Regions from separate parts of the Homo sapiens genome. Here region 2 is linked to region 1. Evidence: chromatin contacts called from ENCODE Hi-C data. All regions are on one chromosome and are shown on one strand. The core of a region is the stretch at or near the end of the contact, and the rest is flanking DNA. Distances in the headings are between cores, read along the strand shown. Region 1 holds the start of GALNT7-DT (GALNT7 divergent transcript). Region 2 holds the start of SPATA4 (spermatogenesis associated 4).

Region 1 (3,572 bases), core at 66-2,565:
GATCCCGGAGGGCACAGGCGTTAAGGACGGAGTTATTGTCCATAATTACAATAAAAGTTTGGGGATCTGAAAGCTTTAAGGAGCTGAGCTGCAGGGCAAAGGCTAAGAACCGGACTCGGGAAAAGTGCAAGTTAGTTACAAGGTAGCAGGGACTGTGAAGGGGGCTCGCGTGGAGAGCAGGGGACTGCGGATCTGGAAGGGGGCAGGTAGAGAGGAAGGCAGCCTGGCAGAGCGAGGCACACGGGTCAGTCGGAGCTCTGCGGTGGCCGCCAGAGGGGAGGGGGCCACGGGGAGGAGCGGAGGGAAGAGCCCGGGGAAAGGTGTAGCCGAGGGGAGTTCCGGATCTGGAGCTGGAAAGGGCAGGCAGCGGAGAGGGCGGCAGCCGTAGCGGTAGGGGTGGGGGAAAGAGGGGGAGGAGAGCCGGAGGAGGGGGAAGGAGGGAGGGGAGAGCGGTGGCGGCGGCTGCGCCGGGCTGTGAGTCTCTCGCCGCCGGAGGAAGATGAGGCTGAAGATTGGGTTCATCTTACGCAGTTTGCTGGTGGTGGGAAGCTTCCTGGGGCTAGTGGTCCTCTGGTCTTCCCTGACCCCGCGGCCGGACGACCCAAGCCCGCTGAGCAGGATGAGGGTGAGTGACCCGCCCGGCCCCCTCCGGCGGCAGCGACCGGCAACTTGTTTTGTTTGCCCGCGTGTGGAGGGAGCAGGGGCGGCGGGGTCGCGGCACGGCGTGGGCACCGCAGCTCCGCAGGTGGTGCTGGCGCAGCGCGGGCCGAGGGGGTGCCGAGCCCCGCGCACTCCGACCTCCCTGGCCGCCGCCGGCCCGCCCCCTCGCCGCCCCTTCCTCCGCTCTTCCCCGCCCCGGGCTCCGTCGCCGACACCCGCGCTGCCGCGGCAGCGGCTCGGGCGGCCGCTCTCCGCGCCGGGACTGCGGGCGGAGCGGGCGGAGAGCCGGGTCCGGGGGGCTGCGGCCGCCCGGCGTCCCGCTCTGGGGGGCCGGGACCGCAGCGCTCACGGCCCGGGGACGCGGGGTTGGTCCAGGCTGCGGCCTGTGGCGCGTGCAGGCCTGAAGGAGGCGAGATGCCGATGCCGCCACCGCTGGTCCGGTGGACCAGGCCCCTTGGTCCAGCCTCCCCTCCCGCAGCCGCCCGTCTGGGGGTGTTCGCAGCCCCGGGCTCCCCCGGCCCGCCCGCCGGGGAGTGGGAGGGCGATGGCGCCCCGCCTCCGGCTCTTACGGAGAGCGCGCCTCCCCCTCAACTCCGGCGGCGGGGAGCCGGGGTGCGATGCGCGGCCGAGGCCTCGCCCGGACCGCCGGTCCCCCTCGCGTCCCTGGGCGAGGGAGGGGCGGTTGGCCGGAGATGGCGGAGGGGCGTCCCCGCCCCGCCTGCCCGCCGCCCCCAGCCCTCAGCGCCTGGGGAAGCCCCTGCTGTGGCAGTGCTCGGGCGCTATCCGGGGGAAGAGGAGCAGTTCCTCTTCCTTGGCTGCGGCAGGGCTGCTTGGGCCGGAAAACTAACTTGTGTCGGCGCCCGGCCGCCCCGCGCCGGCTGCCGGCTAGCTCAGGCCGACGCCGAGGGGAGCGGCGGCGCGGAGCTCGCGGCGGCTCCGCTGGGACGCATTTGTCTGCCGCCCAGGGCGCGAGTGTTAGCGCTGACATTCCTTGGATTTGGAGGGTTTAGTCAGGCGCCTCGGAACATTAGTTACCCGGAGCCGCGCCGCGCGGGGAAGGGACCGCGGGCACTGCGGCTTCCCTGACCCGGCAGCGGGCGGCGCGCACCGGCCTCGCCCCCGACCCTGACCTGCTTCCCCCCGGATGAACCGTTGCACCACCTGCTTCCTCCTCCCCGCTGGGACAGCCAACTGGGCCGGCTGCCAGTGGGGGTAGGAGAGGGTATGAGGGGCTCACGACCGCCGAGGCGGCGGGGCTGCAGGAGGAGTCGAGTCGCTCTCTCTGTTGTAAAGTGCTTTTTGCAAGTGTGATGAGCATCGCTTCTATGTCATGTTTATTTAACTTTCCTTCTGGAAAGTTAGCATCAAGAAGTTGGGCAAAAAGGCTTGTGGCGTCCTTTCAAGAGTAAGAATCCTAGGAGGAGATCCCATTATCAGCTCTTCGCCTATATCATGAGATTAGATGTAATCTGGAAGTTTTAGTATTTGAAGTCTCTACAGCAGTGGAATCCCTTTGTAATATCTGGGATAGATTCCCATCTAAGTCATCTAAATTGATGGTAATAAAAAGTATCAGTTTTCCTTTTCAGTACATTTGCGGTTTTAAGCTTCTCAGCTCATGGAGTGATGGTGATCTTTTTATAATTTTGCTCTCAATATGACTTATTGACAAAGGATAACTGAATATTGCAATTGAGGATATTTGTTTTAAGTCATCAAATGGCTTTTTACATGTAGCTAGAAATGTTTAACCCCCTATTTTCTGGTAGAGAAACTGACGAAAAACTGACAAAACTAGCTAGGTTCAGAATGTCCCGCCCTTCTGATGATCTTTTAAAGAGGTGGCGGAACATCAGCATCACTTGCCAACTCGTGGAATATTTTATTAGTGCAAACAAAGGATGGGCCATAATGCCCATTTCAGTACTATATGGTGATGATAAAGAAGGTGATGATATCTTGATTTTTTGTTTGTTTCAGTGTACTTGATAAAGTTTCTCAGTGGATCCAGTGTAATTTCTGTCATTTGTCAAAAACAAAAGGTAGATTTTAAAGACTTAACATAATTAACATTAAGAGGAATGCTTAGGTATCAGAAGAGCAAGAAAGACCCTTTTATTGGCTTCCCAGGTAAATAGTAATACAAGCAATTTAAAGTGTAGCTTATAAATAATAAGAGCATAAATAAGGGATTATTGCCTTCCTTTAATAAAGACTAACCTAGGAGCTTTTAAGGTACAGTGCTAGAAGGACAAATCCTGTAGGGAGGATTCTGACTCCTGAGTTTCTCCTCCCCCTTGTGGTTCTTTTACTTCGATGACTATTGCATATATTCCACCCATGGTGAGATCTCTGCTTCTCTTTAATGCTGATCTACACATGGACTTTTTTGGATCCCTTTAAATAGCCTGAACGATCCAGTTTACCAGGTATGGGTTCTGCCTCTACTCCAGCAAGCTTGTACCTGTGGCTCCATTCACCCTGTGCCACTTTTTGTCTTGAACTATGAATATGTCATACACTAAATTCTGTTACAGCCTTGACAACTTGGGATGGTCCTTTCTCATCTGCACTATTTCCTTGTTTTAGGTCTGTCCACCTGTGGAGTCAAGACAAAAGAAACATGTTTCTTATTTCCTTCCCATCTCTGGGCCTCTTGCCCTTTCTCTGAAGTGAATGATGTGAAAAATGACCTTACATTTCCGATCATATTCTGTTGTGTGATTTTAAATATTGATTTATTTGAACATTTTTGAGTGCCAATTATATACCAGGCATGGTACTAGTTGTTAAGGAAATACTCCTTGTCCTTAATCTCATGGATCTTGTAAAAACCACACAGCAATCAAACCTCGATAAATATATAAATAAAAATTGTGCTACTGCTTTCATAGTGAAAACCATAGGGGGCA
Region 2 (3,660 bases), core at 686-3,185, 3.0 Mb after region 1:
TAATACTAGTCTAATATTCCATACTAAAAGTATCTTGTAAAGTGAGTGTTGTTGGATCGTTGCTCTAAGGAGAACCTACTGTGGAATTTTGCTAAGATTATCTACGTTTCAAAGGCTTTGGTGTTCTTTTGATGAACCCAAACTGTTAATTTGTATTGAATCCGCATTTCAAGAAGATCCCCAGGTGATTCATATGCACTTTAAAATTTCAGAGGCATGGTTGTAAGTAATACTGAAGACAAATTAGTAAACTAGTCCCCCGCTTATCTGCAGTTTTGCTTTCTGCAGTTTCAGTTACCTTGGGTCAATCACAGTCGGAAAATATTAAATGGAAAATTCAAGAAATAATTTGTAACTTTTAAATTGTACTCTGTTCTGGGCAGTCTGATGAAACCTCCCTGCCTGCTCTGTGTTGCCTAGGATGTGAGTCCTCCCTTTGTCCAGAGTCTCCACGTTGTAGACATCAGTCACCTTTTAGTCATCAGATCAACTGTACAGTGTGGTGCGCTTGTGTGCAAAGTGCAAGAGCAGTGATGCTGGTGATTCAGATATGCCAGAGAGAAACCATAAAATTATTCCTTTAGGTGAAAAGATGAAAGTTCTTGACTTAATAGAAAGTTGTAAGAATGGTTACAATGGTAGGAATGAATCATATTCCTGAAATATGAAGAAAAAGAAATTCTTGATAGTTTCGGCATCACACCTCAAACTGAAAAACTTTCAGCCACAGTGTGTGATAAGTGCTTAGTTAAGATTTTTAAAAAGGCATTAAATTTGTGGATGGAAGACATAAACAGAAATGTGTTCTGACAGAGGGTTCTGTAGTATCCACAGTTGCCATCCACTGGGGATCTTGGAACCTATGCCTCTCTGATAAGGAGAGACTACTTTAAACCAGAGTTCTGCAAAAGATTCATTGCCTTTTTATAGAATTTAGTTTGCATTCCCAGAGCAAATATTAGCTGCCAGTTACATACAAAGTGCCTACAATTAAGCAGCAACTTTAAAAACTTGTTGGTAACTCTCAAACTAGATGCCATCTCCGACAAAGGGTAAACTGATCCTTACCAGTATTTTTTTTTTTTTTTTTTTTTTTTTTTTTTGAGACAGAGTCTTACCCTGCCACCTAGGCTGGAGTGCAGCGGCATAATCTCGACTCACAGCAACCTCCGCCTCCCGGGTTCAAGCATTCTCCTGCCTGCAGCCTCCCCAGTAGCTGGGATTACAGGCACCCGCCACCACACTGGGCTAATTTTTTGTATTTTTTAGTAGAGACGGGGTTTCACCGTGTTGGTCAGGCTGTTACTCAACTCCTGACCTCAGGTGATCCGCCTGCCTCGGCTCCCAAAATGCTGGGATTACAGGCATGAGCAACTGTGCCCGGCCGTCCTTACCAGTATTAATGCCCAATATCACTAAAGAAAAAGCTTTGACTATTTTAATATTTTTGTAGTCACCAAAGCATTCTATATTGTCCACAATTTAATGATTGGTTGATTAATTGAATAAACAAGATGTATCGTGGTATTTTGTTAAAGCCTTGTTCCCTAATAGTGTTTTCGTGTGTGTACGTGGGTGGGGGGGTCTTGATTTGAAACATAAGCCAGGCCAGGGTAGGCAATCTGAGGCCTGGCAGGCGGCGGAAAGCAGGCGGGGCGCCCACCGGGGGGGCCTAGGACTGGCTTACTCAAGCACCTGTTGATGTTCCTGGGGAAGAAGCTGAGATCCAGACCCTGAAGCCAACGCAGAACGGAACGAGACAAGCGGGAGCTCTTCGGCGCATGCGGATAGACCAGACACTTCTTAGGCCTCCCTCGGATGGGAGCTGCTAGCTGTGGCGAAAGTGACGGTGACTTGTCTAGGGCTGCCGCAGTCTGTGTCAAATACCCTTTTTCCTGGCCGGCGGCAGCCATGACGCTTTCTGGGTTGCTGCGGCAACAGCAGAAGGCGGGGCTGGGCCTTATTGCTGGCGGCGCGGTCTCGTGGGGCGGGGCGGAGTCTTATGGGGCGAGACCTCAGCGCCTGCGCAAGCGCCGCAGCAGCCGCCCGTACTTCCGCTTTACTCAGATTTTGGACCGCGGGGCCGGGTATCGAGGGAGGCAAAGCTGGGGTCCCAGTGGTGTGGCTGCGGTCTGGGGAGCGCTTTCAGTCTCAGATTTAGTTGGCCTCACTGTTAACCTATTTAGAGCTTTTTTTTTCTTATGTCATCGTTCATAAGTTTTGTATTTTAAATATTGTTGGTTTCTGCCCAGCCAAAGGCCTATTTTCAGTCGTCTAGTTTGAGGAGTGGTGTGAGAAGACTCCAGAGGCCAAGGACAGTTTTTGTTTGGGAATTGGAAGAGATGGGGGAAAAAAATCTTTGAAATGGAAATGAATGTCCACAAAATTTAACATAACTATTTCCTTAATTATTGCATTAAGTATTTGTAAACATTAATATTTGAAAACGATGTGTAGGTTAGATTTTCACACTTAATTAAAATCTCCTAGTAGGCATAATTCCTTCATTAATTCAACAAATATGTATTGAGTCCATATTATGTGCCACGCATTCATCTAGTCACTTGGGATCTATCTGAACACAATGAAAACAACTGCAAAGTTGGCATAGGCAATTATAAATATGTAAGCTTAATTATTAAAATCCATTAAAAATTTTTACAGCCACAGTTTTTTGTTTTTTGTTTTTTGTTTTTTGTTTTTTTTTGCTTGGCAGGGCACAGTGGGTCATGCCTGTAATCCCAGCACTTTGGGTGGTGGAGGCGGGAGGATCGTTTGAGCTCAGGAGTTCAAGACCAGCCTGGGCAACACAAGGTGGAGAGACTTTCGCTACAAAACAAACAAACAAACAAAATAGCTGGGTGTGGTGGTGCACACCTGTACTCTCAAGTACTCCAGATGCTGAGGTGGGAGGATTGCTTGAGCTCAGGAACTTGAGGCTGCAGAGAGCCAGGTGACAGGCCCTGTGGATACATACACATGGTAAAATATGGGATAGATCTTGATAATGATACTATGTAATATTTTTAATGTTTATTCATATACATGCTTATTAATAAAGTAAACCAGTGTATTCTGTATGTGGTTAAAAAAGAAAACCAAAACTGAAGCTATGTAAGTGTTTTCTGTTAGGCTAAAAAAGTTTTAATGAATGATTCATTCATTCTGTAAACCTTTTCTGAGGAACTATCCTGGAGTATGTGCTAGATCTTTACCATCCAATATGGTAGCCACTAGCCACATGTGGCTATTTAAACTTAAATTTAAATAAACTCAGTTCCACTGGCTACATTTTACCTGCTCAATAGCCATATGTAGCTAGTGGCTGCCATGTTGGGTAGGACAGACACAGCACTGTTCCATCACTACAGGAATTTCGATTGGACAGCTCTGTGCGGCAGATCATTTATAAGAGATTCAGAGATAGAAATATCAGTGAAAAGATTACATACACTGAAAAGCTCTGCCATGGTAAAAATATGTTAGCACCAGAAAGGAAGCAAATACTTTGGCCTGGGAGAGTGTAAGAAGTCCTCTCAAAAGAGATGACCATTAATTTGGATCTTAGAAGGTGGTATTTTAAGCTGATTTTTAAGATGAAAGCTTTGAATAGCCATTTCTACTGTGAAAGGAAATTAAATCTTGGGACCCCCCCCACCT

The links. A loop is a pair of places that touch in the nucleus more often than their neighbours do. Pooled maps may share reads with other maps.
Region 2: a map of CD8-positive, alpha-beta T cell shows a loop between it and region 1 (4-fold over the local background). The contact joins the promoter of SPATA4 here to the promoter of GALNT7-DT in region 1. A Hi-C loop is called at or near these places in 3 of 168 maps with a recorded cell type or tissue (CD8-positive, alpha-beta T cell and naive thymus-derived CD4-positive, alpha-beta T cell) and 9 of 50 pooled maps.

What each region holds. Positions count from the first base shown.
Region 1 is chr4:173,168,337-173,171,908 of GRCh38, forward strand. GALNT7-DT (GALNT7 divergent transcript) reads right to left here and starts at 1,316. Exons shown (of 7, transcript NR_134242.1): 1 at 528-1,316. GALNT7 (polypeptide N-acetylgalactosaminyltransferase 7) reads left to right here and starts at 475. Exons shown (of 12, transcript NM_017423.3): 1 at 475-625. The coding sequence starts at 500. RefSeq lists silencers at 154-203, 274-393, 624-1,853.
Region 2 is chr4:176,193,650-176,197,309 of GRCh38, forward strand. SPATA4 (spermatogenesis associated 4) reads right to left here and starts at 1,936. Exons shown (of 6, transcript NM_144644.4): 1 at 1,696-1,936. The coding sequence starts at 1,913.